Regions from separate parts of the Mus musculus genome. Here regions 1, 2, 3 and 4 are each linked to region 5. Evidence: chromatin loops called from intact Hi-C (ENCODE). Cell type or tissue: heart. All regions are shown on one strand.

Evidence for each region. Peaks named below come from ENCODE experiments on the same cell type or tissue, not always from the same donor. Only the 100,000 strongest peaks of a DNase experiment are listed, where the experiment ranks them.
Region 1: it touches region 5 in a loop (2.2-fold over the local background); 3 of 42 quality-filtered maps call a loop at or near these places.
Region 2: a loop joins it to region 5, with 2.3 times the contacts of the local background. A loop is called at or near these places in 3 of 42 quality-filtered maps.
Region 3: it touches region 5 in a loop (3-fold over the local background); 10 of 42 quality-filtered maps call a loop at or near these places.
Region 4: a loop joins it to region 5, with 2.1 times the contacts of the local background. A loop is called at or near these places in 3 of 42 quality-filtered maps.

What each region holds. Positions count from the first base shown.
Region 1 is chr1:152,679,305-152,684,304 of GRCm38, forward strand. It overlaps a transcript of Rgl1 not described here. Among named protein-coding and RNA genes, the nearest start is that of Rgl1, 57 kb to the left of the region's middle. In heart, a CTCF peak has its summit at 2,881; a DNase peak (open chromatin) is centred at 3,667; H3K27ac peaks cover 3,135 bases.
Region 2 is chr1:152,383,567-152,388,566 of GRCm38, forward strand. Tsen15 (tRNA splicing endonuclease subunit 15) reads right to left here and starts at 3,116. Exons shown (of 5, transcript NM_025677.3): 1 at 2,893-3,116; 2 at 133-214. The coding sequence starts at 3,018. In heart, a CTCF peak has its summit at 3,100; a DNase peak (open chromatin) is centred at 3,075; H3K4me3 peaks cover 1,201 bases; H3K27ac peaks cover 740 bases.
Region 3 is chr1:152,620,190-152,625,189 of GRCm38, forward strand. Rgl1 (ral guanine nucleotide dissociation stimulator,-like 1) reads right to left here. Exons shown (of 18, transcript NM_016846.4): 1 at 4,795-5,000; 2 at 3,629-3,739. The coding sequence starts at 4,821. Among named protein-coding and RNA genes, the nearest start is that of Rgl1, 2.5 kb to the right of the region's middle. In heart, a CTCF peak has its summit at 2,966; DNase peaks (open chromatin) are centred at 2,692, 3,532 and 3,902; H3K4me3 peaks cover 2,948 bases; H3K27ac peaks cover 3,416 bases.
Region 4 is chr1:152,637,889-152,642,888 of GRCm38, forward strand. It overlaps a transcript of Rgl1 not described here. Among named protein-coding and RNA genes, the nearest start is that of Rgl1, 15 kb to the left of the region's middle. In heart, no CTCF peak of the experiment used is centred here; a DNase peak (open chromatin) is centred at 2,863; H3K27ac peaks cover 1,191 bases.
Region 5 is chr1:152,744,434-152,749,433 of GRCm38, forward strand. It overlaps a transcript of Rgl1 not described here. Among named protein-coding and RNA genes, the nearest start is that of Apobec4, 3.6 kb to the right of the region's middle. In heart, a CTCF peak has its summit at 2,232 (motif pointing left); a DNase peak (open chromatin) is centred at 2,218; H3K27ac peaks cover 358 bases.

The DNA.
Region 1 (5,000 bases), 65 kb before region 5:
CACTCGACAGCACCGCACACGCGACGGGCTCGCTGTAACGTTCAATGGCAATCTTTTCTTCTGGTTACGGATGAGTATAGGTCATCACAAACCTTATGAAAATCAGTTCTGAAAAGCTGACATCCTAACCTACCCAACACCCCAAACATCACTTGATCAAACTCCTGGATGGCCAGACCAGTCCTAAGTTGGAACCAGGCTGGGGAAAGAAGTGGAATGTCCAAAAAGGGAAATATGTAATCAGAGAACACAGACGCAACTTTTCTTCCCTCAAATATTAAAAATTAAAATTTCTTGAGAAAAATTCCCTGCTGTCTCCACTGCAGGAAGCAGGGGAGTAAAATTAAAACAAGAAACCAAGTGTAGAGGCAGGGAGAAGGGAGACGGACGCTCCAGACGACCCAGACAGAGGATGGCCCCATCACAAGGCAAAGCAGGGTCTCCAAGGCCACCTACAATTCTTACGTCTCTACCACCGCTAGTTTTGTTTTGTTTTTTATTAGGGTTTTTTAGTTAGGTTAGATCCAAGGATTCTGCATCAATTGAAGAAACTGATAGTAGTTTATAACTGGTGAAACAACTATTTTTAAAATATGATTATTGCTAGAGAGAAACATGCATGTCCTTAAAAAGGGGGTATTTCTTATAACTTAAATTTGTACTTTTAATATCTGTATTTGTTTATGTGTATGCGGTGTTCAGGCATATGGCATGTGGGCACTTTGAGTGTGTGTTTGTGTGCACACATGTGCACGCACACATGCATGTAGAGGCCAGAGAGTGACACGGGGTGTCTCCTCTGCTGTGTGTCACCTCACATGTTAACATAGGGATCTCCCATCATAACCCCACAGCTCAGCAAGGCTATCTAGGCAGGCTGCCCAGGCTCCCTCTGTCCCCACCTTTTGAGGCTGGGATTCAAGCAGGCCATTATGACCACAGAGCATCTACATGGGTGCTGGACATCCAAACTCTGGTCATTAAGCTCATTCTGCAAGCCTTTTACCCACTGAGCCTTCTCTCTAGCCCCTGTTTACTCTTCTCAAATACTTCCTAATGCTATCCTTATAAATATACTATTCACACATGTAATCTTAATGGCCTATCATTTCTTTTCCTTCAAAAATAATTATAAACTGGAGATGATCGCATTCCCCACAGTTATAATAAAGGTCTGAGCTCAAGGCTTCATCCCAAATGACTGCCAAGTGCAAAAGTCAATGGACAGTGGTTAATCTTAGAAACGTAAATTTTGAGGGGCAGCTTAAGGACACAGAAAATTGCTATTATTAGTGTCCGTATCATTTGATAAAAGTTACGTGTGACTGTCATAGAAAGGCAGTTTTTGAAACACAGCTTTAGGGTAAGCTATGGGCCTGAGTGCCCTCAGAAGTCTGTTTGTATTGCTACCTCCATACTAGCCTTTGCATGATAAATCAGCCTGCACTTCATTGAATTTCACTTTCTTCCTAGGGATATAAATAGGGCATAACACATCTCTCATCAATTATCATCTTTTTTTTTTCTCCTCCCTCTTTTCACTAAACGCTTTGGACGGGAAAAAGAGAGCCCCATCTCCAGAGCCTTCTGGAATGCTCTGGAAGTTCTCATCTTCCTCTGTCAGAGTCGGGCTTCCCTCTGCTCCTGCAAAGTCTATTACAAACATTAATAATACATGAGGGTTTTTTTTTCTGTGTGTCTCTTATATACCTAAACTCTTTGCCTCTGCATGAAGAGATCTTTTTATTTTTCAAATTCAGCTAGGAATGAGTCCTGCAGATATGTTTGGCATTGCCTTGCCCCACTCTCTCCCCGTGACTGTCTGACTCTGCCATTTCCACTCTCTTGCCCCTTCCTCCTCATCCTTCTTCCTAATGAGCTGAGGCCCTGTCCAGATAAGCCGGTTTGTTTATCTTTATCTTCTACCATCTCCAACTCTCCCATCTGTCAGGAGCAGCCCCTGGACGTCAGCTTGACTCACAGATTCAGAGTTAGTACAAGAGCAGCGCTGTGTCGTCAGGAGACCTGACTCGAGGCAAATGACTTCACCTTCCCTAGCCTCGGCTTTCTCCTCTTAAATGTGAATTGATGGAGACTGCAGAGACCTCCGACTTATGAAATAGTGTTCTCACTGCCTTTAAGTGGGAGCAAAACTAATATGAATTATTATTCCATATCAGTTGAAGGACTTATATTGCTAAATATAACTATGGACTTATATTGGGGTTTGACTCATCACTTACACATTGTGCATTCACTATGCAGAAATAAACAGGGAATATATTATTGCATAGCAGTGTTAAACGTCGGTTGTGTTTGATGCGGCATGATGGATAGATAAGGACCACTCACCAGGAGGCTCGGCAGCAACAGAGCAACACACACACTTCTTCTCTGGAATGCCGACTGCACTTCTGTCCTACATGCGGCAGTTTGCCTGCATTCTGTACAATGCTTTCAACTTGCCCGCTTTCCACAGTTTATTCTGACCTCCACCGTCAGACTGCCAACTCATCACCAACTTCTTACACTGCTTCAATCTCAGTGCCCCTTGGAAACACTTGTTTTTAATTAAAAGCCCTTCACTAGAATAAAGGATTAAGCAGATGCCATCATGGAATTTTGGAATAAGTGTCAATCACTGGACAACCATTTGCAAAGGAATTTTCATTACATAAAGGTCTCACTGGAGAATGAGCAAGATTGCACAACAGAATCTGAAGTCAGAACCAACTCTGGCAGTAACTGTGTCCAGTTAAATGTAGAAAAAATTAAATCGGGAAGGAGTTCTACTTGGTTCAGCTTGATTTTTTTAAGAGATTTATTTTAATTTTATGTGTATGGATTTTTGCCTGAATATGTACCACATATGTGCAGTTCCTCTGGGAACCAGAGAGGGCGTTGAAGAGGGAGTTGACTGTGACCTGCCATGTGGGTGCTGGAGACCAACTGGTTCTCAGCAAGAACAAAAGTGCTCTTAGCTGCTGGGCCAGATGACCCATTGGCCTTCAGACTGTATATTTTCTCTGAGTACTGATAGTATTTGGCAGAACTTCTTGATAAAAAAAGGAAAGAAATATGCAAACTGATCTTGTACTGCCTTTGTGAACCTCCCCAGAGAAAGGCTGCTCTGTGTGCAGCAGTTCCTGCTGAGCCCAAGAAACAGTTGGGTTCCCATCTTGGTCTCCACTCAGTGGGGCATTCTGGCAAGGCAACCACAGAGACGGGCATGGGGATCGGGAGGGGTGAGGACACCTAAGCAACTGAGGCTGAGATCACAAAGGCTCCTTCGGTGTTCTAGGACAGCTAAGAGGAGTTCTAGGGCTGTATATGTTATATCCGGGTATTATCCAAAGCTCAGCTATTGTGGATTGTGTGCTTGAGAGTTTAAAATGAGACAGAACTATAAATCACATGACTGGCCCTGGCACAAATGTTTCACAATTCTGTACACTCTGGCTCTGACTGGCTGAATACAGGCAAAAGGCAAGAGTCCTCTGGGGAGCAGACGCGGCACACCAGCAGTCGGCTTTCTTTTTCCTGTCCACGTTGAAGTGAGAGCCATTCTTCTGAGGTCTCAACAGCTCTGACAGTGACATGGACCATATGACCACCCCACAGGCACTGGACTAATACCTCACAAGTGTCACCTCAGCGACAGGGGAAGTGTCTGACCCAGAGCCTCACCTCTCCACTCCAGCTCCCCTCACAGAGCCAATGTGCTATTCACAGAAGAGTGTCATGCAGATGTCAAAACTCTGAGCTCCAGGCTGGCAAGATGCCTCAGTGGGTGAAGAGACTTGCTGCCAAGCCAGATGACCCCAACTTGATCCCTGGGACACGCATAGCAGAAGGAAAGAATCGACTCTGGCAAGAAGTCCTCTGATGTCCATACACACACACACACACACACACACACACACACACACATCCCGGTAGCTGTCTTTGCTGCCCTTCATCATGCCACACTATGGCTTTGGAGTCAGAAGGCAGGTTTCTCTAGGAGTCTTCCATCATGGGTTCCAGGGATCAAGCTCAGGTCATCAGGTATGTGTGGAAGCACTCTAGCCACTGAGCCACCTCACCAATGCCCTCGCTTAACAGAATTCTTTATAATTTTTTTGATTATGAACTTGTCATATCATGACATTTTCACCAGAAAATGCTGTGAGTATCATGATGTGCATTGTGCTCCATATATATTGGAAAAGAATGCAACCTACTTTTAATGAGACTCTCATTTGTCTGTTAGTGAGGACTCTGGAACTGTACTAACAATACTGCAACCTGGGTGGAGGGATGGCTCAGTAGTCACAAACACTGATTGCTCTTCCAGAGGACCTGGGTTGGGTTTCTAGCATCTACGTGGTTGCTCACAACTAACTGTAACTCTAATTCTGGGAGAACTGATGCACTGTTTCGGCCTCCAGTGACACCAGGCACACACATAGCACACAGACATACACACAGGCAAGACAGCCACACACATAAAAAGACATTAATGCTGCAACTCCTTTTCCTTCCTGCATGCTTTTCTCTCCTCCTCTTGTGCGGACGCACTGTCCTGTGGGGAATGCCTCTAGTATTCCTGTACATACTCGGGGGAGAAATTTAAAATTTTCATCTCTACAATCCATTAAAGAAAAAAATACATTGTTTTGAACTGAACAACAAAACACCTTTAAGCCTAAATGAAAGAACCAAAAACTAAATTTTGTTTTCACATTTTAATCAGATTGTTAAAATCCGTTTGGAAAACTGCTTTATATAGGAACACCAGGAGTGCTTTCAACACAGCCTATGAGAAAGACCTTGCTGGGATATATTAAATAGGTACTGAGTGGGAATTTAACACTTTCTTTAAAGCTGTACACGTTCCCAGCAGAATGTCTGGATTTCTCATCATCCTTCAGTCTAGAGCCAGTCAGCCAACTAAAAGTCTTCTAAAAGCTGTGTTAAGTGATTTGTGTACGTCGGCAGAACTTCTGTTTGATCCTGGA
Region 2 (5,000 bases), 360 kb before region 5:
GTAAAATTAACTGGCAAAATTAATAATAAATGAAAAGATGTTTGCTTATTATATGTGAACAACCCTACATAACAACCCAATGCCCCAACCTCCCACACCCCAATAGCAAACCAATATAAACAAGCAACTTACTCTCCATGAGATCCAGGTAAACCAAGAATGCTATATAAACTTGGGTGGCATCTCCTATATCTAATTCCATCATTTCTAAATACTGAAAATCAAAACGGAATTGTTAAATAGAGAAGAAAATAATGGCTCAATATTTTCTTTCATTTAACAAATATTCACTAAATATATGCATATAAAATATATATACATATATGGACATAAACCATCTTCTGGATATAATGGAAGTTAAAAGAATGTAAGGTCTTATCTCTGCCTCTAAAAAAAGAAATCTACAATTGTTAAATACATCCATGCAGTCTCCCTTCATGCAAGAAAAACACTATCTTATCAATCACCAAAATCTAAGGATATTCAGGTCCCTTATATAAAATGCAAGAATATTTATATATAATCTGTGTAGTCTTTAAACCATCTATAGGTTATTTTAAGTGCTACATAATGTTTAGAAATAATAATAAAAGTCTGCACATGTACAATGTAAAGGATATTTTTTTCAAATGTTTTCAATTAAAAATTATTTAGCAAATCCTCCATTCTGGAGGACTAGCTATACTTAAAGCTGGTAGGTAAATGACAATTATTAAAAGCATGAGTTATAAAACAATAACAGACTAGGTCAGAGGAAGTATTCTCAGGGCATGAACTGGTGATCTTTTCATGACAGAATAGATGCAGTCAGCCTTGCAGGACTTGAGTGTATGGAGAAGCGCAATGGTCCAGTGGGAGAAATTATGGCAACCAAGAATAAGCTACAGAAAGTCAAGTCTATAAAGAATCATTGCCACCAGGAGCAGAAAAAAATTTAGATTTTCATTGGGCTACGTTATGGGATGCCTCAATTTCTCTGGCATCTAATTTGCATATAGAAAAAAATCTGCTAAATTCTGAACACCTCCTGCTCTTGAGTGGGAGTTATTTGAGCTTTAAAGAAGCAAATTACTTCTTTCAGACTTGCTAGCTGTAATAGGAAAATCCCAGGAATCTACCCCTGCAGGGAGGCCCTGGGCATCCACACACAGTGGGGCAGGTGTGGTAAGGCCCTGGCCCTGGGCATCCACACAGTGGGGCAGGTGTGGTAAGGCCCTGGGCATCCACACAGTGGGGCAGGTGTGGTAAGGCCCTGGGCATCCACACACAGTGGGGCAGGTATGGCTGATCAGATATTCCAGAACCTTGAGAGGGCAGACCTAATTGGCTGCATGATAAATGTGCAGGTTCAAAAGAAGGACTTTACGTGCCCCAGATCTCAAAAAGTGCTTGACAGTGGTACTGAGACATCACTTTGTGTTAGGCTACAAGGTCTAATTTGTTGTTCCTGGAAGAAAAAAAAAAAATCAGGAAGATTTGGTGGTTTATACAGCCATTAAGTTCAATGGGAAAAGAATCTGCAAGTAAGAAAACTGTCTAGAGGCAACATCAAACCTAGATGGAGTTTCAATGGGTTACTAATACTTATATAGTACTTTTTATGTCAGACACCTTATAAACATTACCCTATGAGGTTAAGTACTACCATTATCCCTATTTTTTAATGAAGAGAGGTAAATATACCGAGACACGTCAAAAAATTGAAACAGAACTGCGATGAAGTCAAACAAGTCAAAGTTTACCAACTTTGAAACAGAAATAAGATTCAAACTTGGGAAGTCTGAACTGGCCTCCATGTTCCTAGTCACTGTTGATGTCTTCTCTGTTTCTCTCTACATCCTCCCCTGTCGTTATGGTAACTAGTGACATTCCCACGCTATTGTTTATGGAGTCGATGATGGGAAATCAAAGAAAACACCAAGCATAGATGGGCGTGATGGCTCACACCTTTAATCCCAGCACTCGGGAGGCAGAGGCAGGCGGATTTCTGAGTTCTAGACCACCCTGGTCTACAAGGTGAGTTCCAGGACAGCCAGGGCTATACAGAGAAACCCTGTCTCGAAAAACCAAAACCAAAACAAACAAACAAAAACAAAAAATAAAAAAACCCACCAAGCTTCATGAAGTGCTGAAAGGTTCCTTTTTTAAGATTTGTATTTACAAATATTCGCTTTCCTTGATTGTTTTAACACACTTATCCGACTCAATAACTCTCAAAGGGGGGAGTTGCCATTTTATTAATGAACCAGTCCTGGAGGTCTCTGTACAGCCTTCATTCATTATCAGCAGACTGCTTGTGGCTTAACGGATACAAAGTTATCAATTTCCCAAGCAGAAGCAAGCAGAAGGTTATCCTTATTTTCCTTGAGGCCAACACAGAAAATACAATGTCAATAGTTCTCTGGCCTGTACAAGAACTTACTCAAGCTTTCCAAGAAAGAAGAAAAATTAGGATTCTGTCCCCATACAGAATCAAGATGCACACTTTGGGCCTAAGGCTAAGTGTAATACGACTGTGCCTAAATACATTATTTGCGGACTCCTAGATCTCAGCCGTAGTCCACAAACTGTTTCTGATCGGTTAGCTGTGGACTCAGCCCATCTCAGAAAGGACTACATAGTTAGGAAAACAGGTATTAATGGAGGGCTCATCAGCGGCCTCTGGGTTAAGAGTGGCCTTGGCAGCATGACAGGAATGGTGTTAATCTATACTATATAACTCATATAAACAAACAAAAATGACACTGCGGGCGACCAGTGGCCTTGCACTCGGGGGTCCCCCCCTACCCCACGCCGCGAGGCTGGCGTGCGTCCTCCGCCGAGACGCGGGCCGGAGAGGGAGCGCGGTGCCGAGGGCCGGGTCGGCGCCCTGCTGGCCTCGCGCCTCCTGACCTTAGGGTGTGTGCCCATCCAGGCGTCCTCCGGAGCCCATGTGTGGGCGCCGCCGCCATCGCGAACGGGAGCCGGGCCAGGCCCGCTACATCCCGGGGTAGGTTTGGAATCGCTGCGCTCCTCCATGCCGCCCGCGCAGAAAGCCGTGGTGCACCGCAAACCCCGCTCGGCCAGAAGCAGACGGTCCAGCGCGCGGGAGTTCCGCTTCCCGCCGCGCACACTGGGCGGAGAGTTGGCCGGGCCACGCCCTCTGACTAGGGACCGGCACCAGCGCGGATGAGCTCCGCCCCCTCCACCTTCCCTCTTCACCACCTCCAGTCTGGGCAGGTTGTAGGGTAGAGAAAGTTAACTAATAACCTGAATTCAGAATTCTTCAGCCCTTCATAAACCCGTGCTCTCTAGCTTGAGAAATGAAGGATTCTTAACCCGTCTTTGCCTTCAATTCCTGGGAGCAGAAAAAGACCCCATTCAATGCCCTGCTGTCGAAGTTTAAAATTAAAACACAGTTGTAAAGCAAGTCCATCTTTCAAGATTAGAAAAAAACATGAAGTGTTGAACGGGTACTGAGAACTAACGTAAACAAATGACTTAAAAAGCCAAAGATGTGACCCTTCAGACTGATGGGTAGGACATGGCAAGTGGGTTTGGATTTACCCTGAGTAAGAAAGGAGCCAGTGGAGGTTCCTGGTATTAAGAGGAGTGGTTACAAAGCCACTATATTAACCAAGACCAAAAAGGCTTCCAAAATTAAAAAAGTACCAGGCAAAAGAAAACTTGTGATTCAAAACGCAGTAGATTAAGAATCTTGTGTTGAACCAGGCAGTGGTGGCCCACGCCTTTAATCCCAGCACTTGGGAGGCAGAGGCAGGTGGATTTCTGAATTCGAGGCCAGCCTGGTCTACAGAGAGAGTTCCAGAACAGCCAGGGCTTCACAGAGAAATCCTGTCTCGAAAAACCAAAAAAAAAAAAAAAAAAAAAAAAAAAAGAATCTTGTGTTGAAACAAAACTTTGATGAGACCATTACATCCATCAGCAATGAAATACAACAAACCATATTTTTAATGGATGGAAATCTCAAGGGTCAAATCTCAAAAATGAAAATTTTTTTTAAAATCCAAATAGGTATTCTGTAGTTCAAGATTACAGTTTTGGAAATAAAGATTTCCAGTGGGTGATTTTTGACAACCAAAATGGAATTTGGGGGGAAGAGCAGGTGAAGTTGCAGATAGATCAAGAGAAATCACTACAGATGAACAAAGAGTGAGATGTTATTTTCATAAGTGTGAGGGTGGCAGGGGGCAAAGTGCCAGGCTTAGTGGTGAATGATCATGATCTCAGTATTCAGGAGGCTGAAATGGGAGGATTGTGATGTTGAGCCCAGCTGAGTCTACAGAGTGAGTTCTAGATCAGCCTGGACTATAGATCAAAACCTGTCACAGTAAACGAACACGCAGAGAATGAACAACGCCTTAAGGAGTTGCCCCATGTTAGTGAACTAATAGGAGAAGGAGGTAGAAAACACTGAAGAAATGATGGCCAATTTTTTTCACAATTTCAATGAAATAAATTTGCCATTACAAAATGATAAAAAAAGTACCAATTAAACGAGACATGAGTTCCCATTGTTGAAGAAAAGAAAAAGAGAAAACCTTAAATATATCAGAAAACTAACTACGAGCAAACTCCACCTACAAAGATTCATATGAAATCATTATTTTTGCCTCCATAAAACAGCTGTTGACACATTCTCCCAAAAGCAAATACTACTAAAATTAGGAGGCTCCCTGAAGCAGCAAACACTGACACTAATTCAAGAGATCAGAAATGAAGAAACTCTCCTCTCTGGCTCCTAGAGCTTAAATCGGTCAAAGAGTTAATAGCATTTGGTTGCTAAACTGAGAATGGAGATCCTGGAACTCAGGAGGGAGATCTGAGAGTAGATTCTATGTGAACAACACTCCAACATCTGCAAGGGAAGATTTTCTTTTTTTTTTTTTCTTTTTTCTTTTGATTGGCTATTTTATTTATTTTATATTTCAACTGTTATCCCCTTTACTGGTTTCCCCTCCTATCCCATCCCGCTCCCACTGCTTCTATGAGGATTACCC
Region 3 (5,000 bases), 120 kb before region 5:
CTTCCCTGAATTCTTTTGTTTTGTCCCTTCAAGGCCTTTGTCTAAAATGTACTTTTCCTGCTTCAGGGAACACTGGTATTTCTCAATTCCTTTGTTCCTGTCACTGTGGAGGTACACCACAGTACTGGCATCGAAGACAAATAGCACAAGTTGACCATTTGCCTTTCCAAAATTCTACAAACTAAGAGAGTAGTTAAATAAAACTAATTTTTAATGTCTCTTCCAGTCCTGGACCTTTATGTTTCTGTGTTGTAGCTGAAGTCACTTTCCTGTGAGAGTTTCAAGTCGACAGAACGGCCCAACTTAGATATCATTGTAAAGAAAAGGTAGGTCAAAAATGTAATGCTATTGTCAATATACACTGACAGCATTGCCAGTGGGCCAGGCTACCATTGTATGTGTAAGTAAACCAGGCCTAGATCATCCTCAGCATCTATCTTAGGACTGACATAGTAATTTCCTAAAATGATCACAAACTAAGCACAAACTTAATCAAAATAGAATTGTATGACTTATGTGTTTGGGTTTATGTTCTCATTACCTTATTTAGATGTATTAGTTTTAAGTGTATGGGTGTTTCGCCTGCATGAAGGTATGTGATTTGCATGTGTGCCTGGTGCCCACTGAGGTCAGAAGAAGGCACTAGATGCCCCGGGAACTAGAATTACAGATGGTAGAGAGCCACCATGTGGGTTCTGAGAACCAAACCCAGGTTCTCTGCTGGAGCAACAAGTGCTTTTAACAACTGGCCATCTTTCTGACTCAAGCATGTAATTATTTAGCTTCACTTCCTAGAACTGAGTATTAATTATCCTGAGATTTTAGCACTAGAAAAATAGAAAAATTATACTCCATCTTTTGAAACTTGGTTTGGTTTAGGGCTGCTGCTGCTGCTGCTGCTGCTGCTTCTGTTTAGAGGGGTTTTGTGCAGCCCAGGCTGGTCTTTAAATCACTATGTAGCAGAGGATGGCCTTGAATTCCTGATGTTCCTGAGTGCTAGGCTCGCAGGCATTAAGCTTTTTGAAGAGCACTCCAGACACAACACCAAGACTCCGCCTACACTCACATGCTATAGAACCTCATACACATCTTTCATGTGCCACTTTACACATCCCAAGTGTCGAGCTTATCAATTAGATACACATCACCATAACACACCTTATAATTTACAGCTCAGGTTATCATTCAAAGCATAAAGAGGACCAGAGGGCTACGTTTTTCAAATCCCACACCAAGAATTATCCCTAGGGGAGGTATGCTCTAGTCTCCTTGTTCTTGTACACCAACGCTATCCTCAAGAACTACGGGAACAGCCTTAAAGCCCTGGACAGTTCTTGACAACAAATTTGTACCCATATACAAATTTAGCCTCTACTATTTCTTAACTACATGACCCCACAGGCAAGCGGGCAGATCACGCTGGGCATTATTTTCTTTGTATATAAAGATGAAAGACAGCATCATAATACCACCTTCCCCATAAAGTTGTTGTCAGATGCCAGTGCGCACGAAGCGTCTTCCCTGCCTTACCTCAACCCCATTAACTCTAAAAGTGTTCACTTTGAAGAATTCTGAATGGGTTACTGGAATGTAGGAAAACAAACACGAGGAAGCCAACTGGGTACCAAAGAAAAGGATTTCATAATTGCTGTGGCTCAATTGGTTGAGTCATATTAAATTAAGCTGGGATTTTTCAAGGACAAAAAAAAAACAGAGCTTCCTCACAGGATACCTAAGACAAGAAATCAAGTGGCATCCCAGGCTGAGAGGTCCAAGGACTGACTTTTGATGAGCAGTGTGGTGTCTGTGAGTCATTTGTTCAAAAGGAGGAGGATAGGATTCCTCTATGAACCAAAAACAAGCTTACATGATCTTTCTTCTCAATATTTCAGATCTACAGTTTACGTCAGAGCCAACCCCTCTGAACTCTATATGGCTATGGAGAGAGGCAGGATGAGAAGGGAAGTGGAGTCAATGAGCAGAATAACTGGTAAGAGTCACTAATGACTTCTGGCATCTAAAGGAAGGACGGTTTATTGGGGGTAGGGTCCCCTCTATTGCTCACACTACAGTCATTGCTACCATATCTGGCTAAATATTAACACTGCCACCCATGCAGCATTTTACATCGTTAGAAAGAGTAGAAAAGCCTGTCACAGTGGTGCATGCCTTTAATTGCAGCACTCAGAAGGCAGAGGGAGGTGAATCTCTGAGTTTGAAGCCAGCCTGGTCCACAGAGCTAGTTCCAGGACAGCCAGGGCTACCCAACACCAATAAATGCAAAGTCTATTTGAAGGCAACTGGTTTAGAGCTTATTAATCATTTACAAATAGCCACACAGGTCAAAACCATAGCAACATCACATTGAAATACTGTATATATACATAAAGCCCCCAAAAGCAACAGAGTGGTTGGTCAGCAGTCTAAACACAGTTAATGTTAGGATCATGTTCTGAGTAAGGTGCTTGCTCAGTAAGTAAAGACCTCTAGTGTTCACTGAGAAAGTGCCTAACTTTGCAGACTACATCTTCAATGTCACTAGCAACTTACCATCCCGGTCAACAGTGTCCTGATCCAAGCATAGTGGCAGGAAAATCCTGACTTAAGGCAGGTTGAGAAGGTCAATGCGGGGGTTGGGGGAGATCCAATGTCAGCAGCCACGGCTAAGGAAGATAGGGCTCCTGGCTTCCTGCCTTTGACTATGAGTCTTACAAGTCATATTGCCTCCGCTCCTCCCAGGAAGCCCCGTGCACTCCGCACTCATCTGGGAACACTGCTCCAAACCCTGTGTGCTCTGAAACTAAGGTTAGTAGGCTGCGATGCAAGCACACACTCCTCAGTGCTTTGAAGACCATTACCCACAAGTCCTGCCTCTCTTCAGACACCGCTATGTTCCTCCCTGTGTCATCTGTAACTACTCTCTCTCCACTCTCCCACATGTTCCTGATCCCACCGCCAGGCTCTCTGCCTTGCATAGTCCCTTCATTTGGGATGTGTTGAAAGATTCATTGGTCGAATTAAGAACTCACATGACCTTCCCCAATAGTTTATGGAAAGCAGATTTTTTCCGAGTGTCTGCCACCGACTCCATACTCTACAGGCAAAGCCCCAAGACTAAGTATATATCAGTCTACTCCCATTCTACAGAAAGGAGGTCACAATGGGAAACCTTGCCGCCCCTCAAAGGAAGCGGGTCTGAATGGCCTCTGAACTTCTGGGAGTGGGGACTGGGCTGTTGGCATCACTGTGTAAGGAGGAGAGAGAGAAAAGGTTATCTTCTGGGCACAGCGGTTTATGACACATGTAGAAGCTAGTAGTGCTCTCTGACCAGGTCTCTGTGTGTCTGTCCTCTTCTGCCACAACACCCCCAGCCTGTTTGCCAAATACCTCAAGATGTTTCCGGAAGGTTCTGAATTATTGACAGACTTAGGGAAGATGCTTAGGAAAACACAAGTCCTAAAACAGACCTGTCCAGCTAGAGCAAACACTTGGCCATCAGCAGTTTCCTTTTTAAGACTAAGGGGGAGAAAAAGGGGATGGGGGGGGCTACCTTGGCTAAATAATAATGATATTCACAGAAGAGCAAAGACACTGTTCCAAAGTTCAAGATCTCGGAAGCGCTACTCACCCCTAGCCATCTCGCTCCTTTATTGGCCGCCTGTTGAATCTGGACTCTTTTGAGGGTGACATGGTAAACAGCTCCTTCCTCTACCTCTTCACCCCAGTCCTGAATCGAGCTCTGCCAGGGACAGGATAAAAAGAAAGAAAAAGAGGGTCGTAGTGTGTGTTGTTGTTTTCTTCCCCCTTGGCTAACCACAATCTATCCCAGCTGCTTCCCTGCTTACAAAGGCTCTCCAAGCCTTTGAGTAAATCCTCCAAACAGAGCAACACAGGACACCCTGCAATAGGCAAGGCTGAGATTTTCTTGGCTGGCAGCCTTTTCCTGCGGTATCAGGAGCCTCCGACTTCTCCCTTCTCTGGTCAGTTACTTTTCCTAACCTAGCCACGTATCTTAAATCATCTTTTCAAGTTTTTTTTTTTCCTTCTTAAGGAAACTGTGGTTTAGTCCTGATCAACTCTGTCCACTTAAGTGAAAGGAAAAAATAACTCATTTGCAAAAACAAGAGTTTATACTTCTCAAAGTACACAAACATTTGAGCAATGTCGATGTTAAACTCCCTCAAACAAGTGTTTTAATACCAAGAGCCCTCTTTGGGAAGTGAAGTTGTACCTCTTTTTCTCCTCTTACTATTTTGAAACCCAAAAAAAAGTTATGTGGGGTATGGAAAGTTTTTATTTCCAGAAAGAAAAAAGGAAAAGAAAAGAAAAGAAAAGAAAAGAAAAGAAAAGAAAAGAAAAGCCCCTCTGGCAAGTGCCGAGAAAGCAAAACATCTTCATGCAGCTTCCACTGAAATTTACACAGCGACCCCCTGGATAGCCATGTCGCCAGCTAAACCTCGGATCTGTGTTAAAGGGCTGCCGCTGGGAAGCAGAGCGCGGCGCCGCTCCCCCAGACTGAGTTCTGTCCTTTCCAAGTTCTGCTCTCCTGACACGCATCTGCCTGTCCCAGACACCCCGCAGGCGATGCCTGAGAACACAGGCATCGTTTCTAGGGAGAAGAGGCACAGAGAGGGGAAGGACACAAAGCAGAATGAGAAAGCTCCTCTTAGAGAGTGGGGTCCGGGTGGCTCTGATCAGTTAGACAGTGCTCCAACAACCCGGCCCGAGAAAGCGGGAGATGGGACGAGTCCCCCAGCAGAGAAGCGTCAGGGGAAGGCGGGGAGCTGGCGTTACCATTTTAGCTTGCCAAAGTAATTTCATTCTCAGTTTTCTTTCCGGCACACGGACGCTGCATGGTGCGCCCTGCTCCGAGGCGGTCGGGGCGTCTCTCTGGCCCGGCTCCGGGTCCCCGCGCTTCCCACGCGCCTTGCTGCCCGACTGCCGCCGCCGCCGCCGCGCGCGACCGGGCCACAAAGGAGCGCCGGCCAGCGAGCAGGCAG
Region 4 (5,000 bases), 110 kb before region 5:
TGGAAGATGAGAGTATTCCAAGTAGAAAAGGGAGGATCATCACAGACCACACAGACCATGAAGGCCACTCGTAGCCATCACAGTACTTTGTGATGTGCCCCAAGGGCATTCCAAGAGCACTACTTAGTACACAGGGAAGACTGCCCACATCTGTGTTAGGGTACTGTGGCTGAAATTTAGCAGCACCTGAGTAGGTCACAAGTACCTAGCATTCAGTCCTAACTACTTAACCGGCTGGACTTATGCCTACTTGCAGGTATAAGTATTGAGGCCTCTAGTGCTTTCTGCTGCTTTGTAACTTATAATATCTGCTGCATACACCCCCTTGATTGTCTCTCCCTTTCAAAGTGAAAGTATTATTAGCTCCATTTTATGTGAAAAGAAACAGAAACATCAATAACTCATACAATATAAATGCTGGACCATAGTCAAAATTCCAAGTCTTTTGACTTCAAATATAGCAATTTCAAAAGACTTTTTTCCTTAGGTCATTTACATAGAAACACCTTTGCTAGTATATATTATTTCCATTATTTGTGAGCTATAGCATCTTAGGAATTGCATTAGTGCTCCATCCCCTCTGGGAACTGGAATGTACTTACCAGAACTCAAGAACTATGCTCTCAGTAGCTCTCTCCAGGGTTTTCTATCTTCCTGCCAGCACCACTGTCCCGCTGACATCACATAACTGGCTGGTGTGGCCACCCCGTTTGTTCTCTCACATAGGCATGAAGACGGGGGTCATCCTAGTACATGTGTTGTGTTAGCAACTACATGTGCTATAGGGAGCCAAGCTCTCGATCTTACAGGTTAAATCTGGGCGTGGCCATGCTCGTCAGTAGGTTCAGCTACTCCAGAGGCTGAGGTGAGAGTCAGAGACCAGTGTGAGCATCATAGCAAAACACCCATGTTGAAAGGAGAGAAAGAGAAACGAAAGGAGAGGTGGAATGAGAGGGATGAGGACTTAAGATAGAGCCTGAAGGAAGAGCAAGTTGACTGCCCTCACCAGTCACGTGAGAAATGCGGTCCGTCGTGTAGCATGGATCGCCTAGCGCCTCACTCACAGCCAAGCAGTCAGACCTGCCTGAAGCTATGCCTGTGATGGGAAGCAAATGACAGCAGATGAAAAGGCAAGTGTTCGCTTGGCCAAAGAACAGCATAGGTGAAGGCATGGATGTCGAAGAGAACAAAGGCAATTTCCCAGCTAGAACAAAAAGTCCTCTAACACGTGTGGAGGATGGGAAGTGCCACAGTGCAGGTTGGGAGCCGCAACCTTCAATGCAGATCCCAGGAAGACTTCACGCAGGAGTTTCATGCCAAAACCTGCATGGTAAAAAGACCTGACCAGGGCTAGAGATATAGCTCAGTGGGTGCAGTGCTCGCCTAGCATGCACAAAGCCCTAAGTCAATCGCTCATAACTCAGGCATGGTGGTACTGGCCTGTGATCGATCCCAGTTCTTGGGAAACAGAGGCAGGACGATCAGAAGCTCAAAACAATTCCTAGTAACATAGTGCGCTCAAGGCCAGCCTGGGCTGTGCGAGACCTTGTGTCAAATAAGTAAATAAATAAATAATCAGCTAGATGGCTAAGTGGGTAAAGCCTCTTGCTGCCAAGCCTTATGAGCCGAGTTTGTCTCCAGAACCCATATGGTAGAGGGAGAGAGCCAACTTCTGCAAGTTGTTCTCTGACCTCCACATGCTCGTGGTGGCATGAGGAAACACACACACACTAAATGTATTACAACACATTTAATAAAGAAATGTGTGTGTGCACGCATGGGGGGGGGGGGGGAGAATGAACAGACATGACCACGGCCTGACAAAGGTTAGAACAGCAAACCAGGGAAATGCCTTGTAAGCCACTTCTATTAAGTTCGACTTTTTAGAAAGCCCCACTTTAAAAAGTGAAAAAGGACAGTTAAAGCTGACGTTTTTATGAATTACTTTTAGTGATTTTACTGCTATAATTTTCCTGCCTTACGGGGTTTAAGGAGGCACAGAGGGAAGTGACCATGAGTTCCTCAGGAAGGTGTGATGGTCGATTTTAATGTCAATTTGCAGATATTTAGAATTCCCTGGAAGAACTATCCTGACTGCCTACAATGATCTGGGAAGACCCACCCTAAATGTGTGCAGAACCTTCTAGAAGCAGCCCAGAAAACAAAAGGCACAGCCCAAGAAAGACACCCCTTCCCTGCTGCTGCTTGGTCTTCCCTCTCATTTGTTGATTTGCCTGACAGCAGAGCCAGCGTTCCCAGGCTGCCATCACCGAGTAAGGACCAGGGCTCTCCAGGGGATCTCCAGGTTTTCTGTATCAAATTGGGACTCCCAGGCACCTGGCTTTGGTGACCAAGAAACTAGCAAATTCTCAGCCACTCCAGTATGAGACCGTCATTGGTAGGGATGCCCTACCCACTGCTCTATCCCAGCCTCTCAGATGTGAGCCAAGGGCTGTTGCTGTTTCAGTGCAAGCTGATTTTATAAAAGCACATGTGCACACTTGTGTGCACGAGTGCCACAGATGAAGCTTCCCTGCATTCCAGTTCACGTTCCACGCCAGGCTCAAACTAATCTCCCTAAAGCACTCCAGTTGAGATATTCCCTGTGCTCATTTTTCTGCTTTCCTCTTTCGCCTAGCAAACAAAGATCTGACTCCAGCCAACGGTCTCCTCCTCTCCACACAGCTGGACTTCTTTGCTCCCACCTGTAAGCCCTGCATCTATGATCGGTCATAACCTTAAGCACAAGGAATGAAAAGCCTTTGGCTCAGCGTTCTGGAATGGAGCATCCAGCCATCTTTTGTGCTAGACAGGCCCCATGTTCCAGGCCTGATTCCTGGCTTGGCTTTCTGCCTGGTCCCTCTGTGGCTATGGCCCAGCTTCTCGATTTCCATTCTGCCCTCTCCTCCCAGAGCTTGGAAGTCAGCCCACAAACCTGAGCGGCGTGTCTGGAGCCTGCTAACTGCTGACACACATTTTATTCCCTCCTTCCTGACTGCATTTCCAAGTGCCACCTGTTCCTACACTGCTCAGGCCCTGCCCCTTCCCTCCAGCTCTACTTGCCTAGCTGATGGCCTGTCACCCTGTCATATTCTTCTGCAACCCCTTCCAGTGCCTGGCCTGCCAGCTTAGACTTTCTGAAGTTCCTGCCCCAAACTCTGTGTAGGTCTAGACTCTGTTGCGTGTACTGAGCACAGCCATTTTAAACAATGGCTTAAGCCACAGCAAAAGAGCATAAAGCCATAGAGGTTAGAGTCCCCAACATGTCACTAAAAATGATTCCTTGAATGTTTATATATCCTTCCCTCCAGCTAAATTATCTCATTGTTATTTGCGCCCCCCCCCCATTCCCTATGCTTACAGACTCTCCAGTTTAGTCCTGCAAACCCCGAAGTCTAGAGAAGGCTTTCTTCAATGACTTCCCACGTGGACATTCCTAATGCACAGTATGCTCAAAGAAGTGGCAGACCATAGTACACTCCTACGCTGGCTGGAAATTCCATCTCCCCCTGATCGCTTGTGACCCATTATCTAGGCTCCTATTTGGAATTTTATTGCATTCTTTCTTATTTTACATGTCTTATCTCAATGAGGATATAAATAAATATCCTGGGAATAAGATCCATGTCTGATTTCTTAGCACAGCAAATACAGGAGTAAGGAGGATGGGGAAGGGGGAGGAAAAGGCAGAAGAGCCTTGGCTTAATTTCACAGCATGAGAAACAGTTCAGAGTCCATGTCTGACCGAGCGAGCTTACACTGAGTTTCTGCTTAGCAGTCTCCATCCAGTCACTCCTGAAGCACGGGGTCTCACAACTCTACCCTCCCCTCAATATCCTGTAGAAACCAGACAGTAGCAAAAGGCACAGGAGACCCACACGTGTTAATACAAGTGGAGTTTCCAAGTGTGATTAAAGTGGATGGAGTTAATCCTGGCATTCAGCACAGCGCGTGGCTTCCTGTTCCTTAGAGCAATGAGGTCCAGGTGTGGAGACCACAATGCTTTTAACTTTGTCCATGTCCACGCCCGCTGTGTGAATAGGGAGCATGATGCTTACTGCGTATCACTGATTTGTACTCCCCTCTCCTCCCGAGTTTTCTCTTAGAATTTTCATAAACTTAAGAAAATATGACAGCAATCCCACCAAAACCCTGGGTAGAGGCTGGATCACATCCCAGCAACATGATTATAGTCCACCAACCACAGTCTTCTGTTTGCATTTCTCGATAATACTGACATTCAGATAGTTTTCATGTGTCACGTTGCTATTTGACTGTATGTATACAGTGCCCACACCTAGATCATGAGCCCGAAAAGGCTATGGTCAGGAGTCCTACAGTGCCAGACAGACATCACGAATCTGTTTTAGGAAGGAGCATTTGTGACTGAACATAGCCCTCGATTGCTTACTCATTCCTCTCAGCCGTCCCTCCTGGGAGACAGACAGGCTCCGCATCCCTGCTGAAGCTCCAGGGAGACAGGCTCCGCATCCCTGCTGAAGCTCCAGGGAGACAGGCTCCGCATCCCTGCTGAAGCTCCAGGGAGACAGGCTCCGCATCCCTGCTGAAGCTCCAGGGAGACAGGCTCCGCATCCCTGCTGAAGCTCCAGGTGCTGAGGTCCTCTGGAAGCATCAGAGAAGATTCTCTCCTGCTCACAGATTTGATGGAACTGTGTGTAGGCAACAGAGCTGGTGGCAGCCACGCAAACGCCCTTCTTTGGATTAACATGGGGTGGTTTGAGGTGCAGTCCTAGTGCCCTCAAGGCCAGTATGGGACAGATACCCTTGTTGGGTGCAAAGCTGGATGGAGACTCAGGCAGCGAACAGGGATGATTTGTGTATATCACATGTCTAGAAGCTAACCCACAGGCGAGAGTTTAAGAATAAAAACAAATATCTGAGAATACAATACCTTCCCACCTATTCAAAATGCATGTTTACACTCTGACAGAATAGGCACAAGCCTTGTGGAGTACAATTTGGCAATATTTATCAATATT
Region 5 (5,000 bases):
GAGATCTTCAGTAGAACAATAAATATTAGTATTTCCAAGAAAGCAGGAAATAGAAAATATAACTTGTTTTTCAGAAGCAGATGAAAAGACAAAATAAATATGAAGATTTGGAAAAAATATACATTTGTCATGTTACGTAATTTAACAACTATTACCAGTGGAGCAGCTAATGACTTTGACAGCACATCAGCAAAAAGTGATTATCAAATATTTAATAAAATTCATAAAATATTTGGTATTGTATTCTCTACAATAAAGGACCAGTATATAGGATATTTGTTGAAATCTAGCCATCACTTTTATTAGCATAAGATTTCAATTAAATGGATGTGACTGGGATAAAGTGTTAGAATAGATCATGGGTAAAGGACTGGTGATGAATTCTGAGAACACATCTTGGTCCATTTCAAATGAATATTTAGAATTGGTACCCTTAGCTCCTGACACTGCTCTAAAATGTCTTCCTGTGTGTCTATCAACACCTCTTTGACTGGTTTTCTTTGTTATGATGCTTTTCAACAAAAATATATCAACAGGTTAGCTACATCATGTCCTCTAACTAGTGTTGACACTGATTCAACACAGACTAAGCAGATAAAGCAAGCCGATTGGTCACAATAAAGATTTTGAAAATGAACACGCTAATACAAAGTGTTTATAAAATATGTGTACATAGAACAGTAAATATAGAGTTTAAGGACCAGAAAGACATCACGGTAGACTAAAACTGCTAGCCAAGCAAACCTGCAGAGGCCAGGTCAATTCTCAGCACATTACAGGTGCAATGCTCCACATCTGTAGCCCACATCCCTATTCTAAGATGAGAAGTGGAGACAGGAGACTCACACAGAGCTCGTGAGGCAGCTAGCCTGGAACACGCATGCAGTACAGAAGCAGAGATAACCCGAGACCCTGATGAAACAAGAAAAAGGAGAGAACCCACTACCATCTAACCAACTGCCCTCTGACCTCCACACACTCACCATGATGTGCATCACGTGTGTGTGTGCACGTGTGCTCACACACACCTTCCCCCCACCCCCCACCCCTGAGACAGGGTTTCTCTGTGTAGCCCTGGCCATCCTGGAACTCACTCTGTAGACCAGGCTGGCCTCGAACTCAGAGACCTGCCTCTGCCTCCCAAGTGCTGGGATTAAAGGCGTGCACCACCACTGCCCAGCCACACACACCATTTAAAACATACATATTTCTACTCCATGGGTTTGATGAGAGTCACAGTGAATCTCAATGTTAATTAACAATGCACATACTTTCAATAATCATCATGTATCATTTTTGTAATTCTATGCCTTTTTCTATTCTATTCTTCTACAAAGAGAATTATTTTCTTTGTTCTGTTGGTATTTACACAATGGAAGACATACAGAGACGTACCAATAAAACAGAATACAGAGGCCCAAAATGAACTTTGACATAGATGCTCAAATGATTTTCAGCAAGGGTACCACACCACCAGGGTGGGAGGTGCTGCTCTAGTCAACAAATGTTACTGGGAAAGCTGGACTATCCACAAGCTACAGGCTGAAACTGGAGCTCTGTCCCACACTGCACACACACACACACACACACATGCACACGCACACAATCTTAAAACGGATTAAAGATCTAGCTACTGGGACTGGAAACTAAAACGCCTGGGAGAAACCTAGGGTATAATCTTGACCACACAGGTCTTGGTGACCATTTCTCAGCTAAACAACAGAAGGACACACTACCAAGGCAAAGCCAGGGCTGGGCACACGGTTCCGAGGTGGAGTGCTCACCTCACACACCCAAGGCTGTGGGGTCAAGTCTCAGTGCCAAAAAACAGGTAAGCATTCTGCATACATTTATTAAGCACTCATTTTTTTTAATGTACAGATCAGTTGGACTGATTGTAGAAAAATGGTCTTATGTTTTATTTGCCATTTTGTTCTTTCATAAAATAATTTGTATTACATTTAAGAATGATTGTGTTTTAGATCTAGTTTAGTTGTATTTATGGTTGGAATGTTAAGTGAGTCCTGCCAGTTTGAAGCCTTCTTTGGAGCGTACTGTGCAGAGGTCACGGTGGCACCTTTCCCTACCCTTCCCTCTCCTTCAGGGAAGTCACCTTTAATCCGCAGCATTTGCTGCTTGCTGCTCCTGGACAATGAGAGAAATCCACAAGGAAGAATGCTAAAGTGTCCGCCAACCAGTCCCGGAGTTTGGACTGTGCTGCCACCCTGTGGCCATTTTATCTACAAATTCAAATGAGAAGATCCATCTTTTGCTCCTCCCACCCCTCTTTGAGATAAGGTCTTGTGTAGCCCAGGTTGGCCTAGAACTGCCTACATAAGCAATGATAATCCCAAACTCCTCCTGATCCTCTTGCCTTTGTGTTCCTATTGCTGGGGTCACAGGCCTGAACCACCATGCCCAGGATCCTGGCTTTTCTGTCTTCTCCTCCTTTCTGCCCACCCTCTCCTTTCTCTCTCTTCCATCAAACTACCTGGCAAGCTCCACAAAGCCTCCTGAGTCCTCTGCCTTTCTTCACCTCAGGCTTGCTTTTTAAATCCAAGTCCCATTTCCCTGTGACTTACTATGTAGGTTTGAGCATTGAGAGATTATACCAAACTGAAACACAAGATAGATTATGTGATTAATTAAATACGATGTGCTCTAATAAAAGTTAATAACAGGAGCCATAAAATATAAATTACTCTGTCACCCAAAAAGAGCATTACCTCCTATGCAGCCTTCATAAGCGCAGCTATCTTGGCTATATCCCAAATCAGGCTGCCGATCACTGACTAAAATATCCAACCGAGTAAAGGTCTTTTTAAATCCGAATTCTATAATCTTTATTACAACTACATACTTTGATATGGATGATGCACATAGTTCATCAGAATGATTATGAGGGAGCTGGAAAGATGGCTCAGCAGTTAAGAGTACTGACTGCTCTTCCAGAGGTCCTGAGTTCAATTCCCAGCAACCACATGGTGGCTCACAACCATCTGTACTGAGATCTGATGCCCTCTTCTGATGTGTCCAAAGACAGAGACAGTGCACTCATTATAAGTAAAATAAATCTTTAAAAACACAACAGAAAGATTATGAAACTGGGAGGCGGACTGAGACAGCAGCTTCTCCCTCCTGCTAAGCATCCACCAGCAATGTTCTGCTTCAGAACTATGGGCAGAACTTTCTTTTGCTGCTGGTGGTGGTGGTGTTTGTTTCCTTTGGACAAACAAAGTTCAGGGTTATCCTTAGAATCCATGTAAAAGCCAGATGCAGCAGCACAAGCATCCATATTCAGCATGTCCTCCGAGACATCGGAGGCAGAGGCAGGGCAAGCATCCGTATTCAACATGTCCTCCGAGACATCGGAGGCAGAGGCAGGGGAATCACAGAAAGCTCCAAGGCCAGCAAACCCAGAGATGGTGGCAGTAAACACTGAAGCCCTTTCTCAAGCAAGGCAGGCCACACACAAGGCTGTCCTCTGAAGATGCAAGGGCACCTGACTACTCACTAAAGTCTGGGAAGCAAAAGGAAAGGAGTGTAGTGAGGAGACTGGCAAGGTACAGAGTCCGGTCCGACGAGATAAAAGGACAACCTCTAACATTCCACAGTTAATTGTGTGCTGCAAAAGTATGTGAAGACTTCAAATGTTTCCAACAGAAAGAAATAATAAATATTTGAAGTGACAGTGTGATGGTTTATATATGTTTGGCCCAGGGAGTGGCACTATTAGGAGATGTAGCCTTGTTGGAATATGTGTGTCACTGTGGGCATGGGCTTTGATACCCTAGTCCTAGCTGCCTGGAAGTCAGTATTCTGATAGCAGCCTTCAGACGAAGATGTAGAACTCTCAGCTCCTCCTGCGCCATGCCTGCCTGGATGCTGCCATACTTCCACCTTGATGATAATGGACTGAACCTCTGAACCTCTAAGCCAGCCCCAATTAAATGTTGTCCTTATATAAGAGTTGCCTTGGTCATGGTGGCTGTTCACAGCAGTAAAACCCTAACTAAGATGGTTATACCAATTAGCCTAATCATTACACATAAGTATCTTCCATTGTTATGTGATAATTAGAAATTTAATATATATTTTAAATATCAGTGAGCTTCCTAAAACCACCCAAGTACACAAGTGGATGTATTACATGGTGCATGTTTGCTGCTGCTTCTGGCTTAACATTCTTTTTTTTTTTTTTTTTTTTTTAGTTTTTCGAGACAGGGTTTCTCTGTGTAGCCCTGGCTGTCCTGGAACTCACTCTGTAGACCAGGCTGGCCTCGAACTCAGAAATCCTCCTACCTCTGCCTCCCAAGTGCTGGGATTAAAGGTATGCGCCACCACTGCCCAGCCTGGTTTAACATTCTTTAGGACATGATTTAGTGAGTATCTAACCCACCACTGAAGTTGCATGCTACACACAGGATGACCAACAAGTCTGTGGGGCTTGTTTCCTCCTTTTCCTGCTTGACTAGACCTATGGCATGCCAAGTCCTTTTTTTATTATATAATATCTCAAAAGCTTATAAAACTACCACATTTTTTAGATTTACTTAAAAAAAAAATAGATAAGATCTTACTAGCCCTGGCTAGCCTAGAACTCAATACAAAGCTCGCCTCAAACTCACAGACATCTGCCAGACTTTATTCCGTTCCCCAACTGCTAGGAATAAAGGCATATACCACCACACACAACTTTTTATATATTACTGTATGGTGGAGTATCACTGTTAGAACTAAGCAGGAGATGAAGTATGAGAATCAACTTTCAGTCATGAGTAAATTCCGTGAGGAGATGTTCCAGACGTAACAGCAAAACCAAGAAGGGCGTGATTCAGGCAAAAGGTAGGTAGGGAAGGATGAGATCCAACAGCGAATGTGCCACAGAAAAGCAACTGAACACCATTAGCTGAGAACGGACTAGTGCACTAGAGACCCTGGGAAACACAGAGCCCAAGAGAACACAGCCAGCCTCCAGGGAGCCCCGTGGCTGGGAGAGG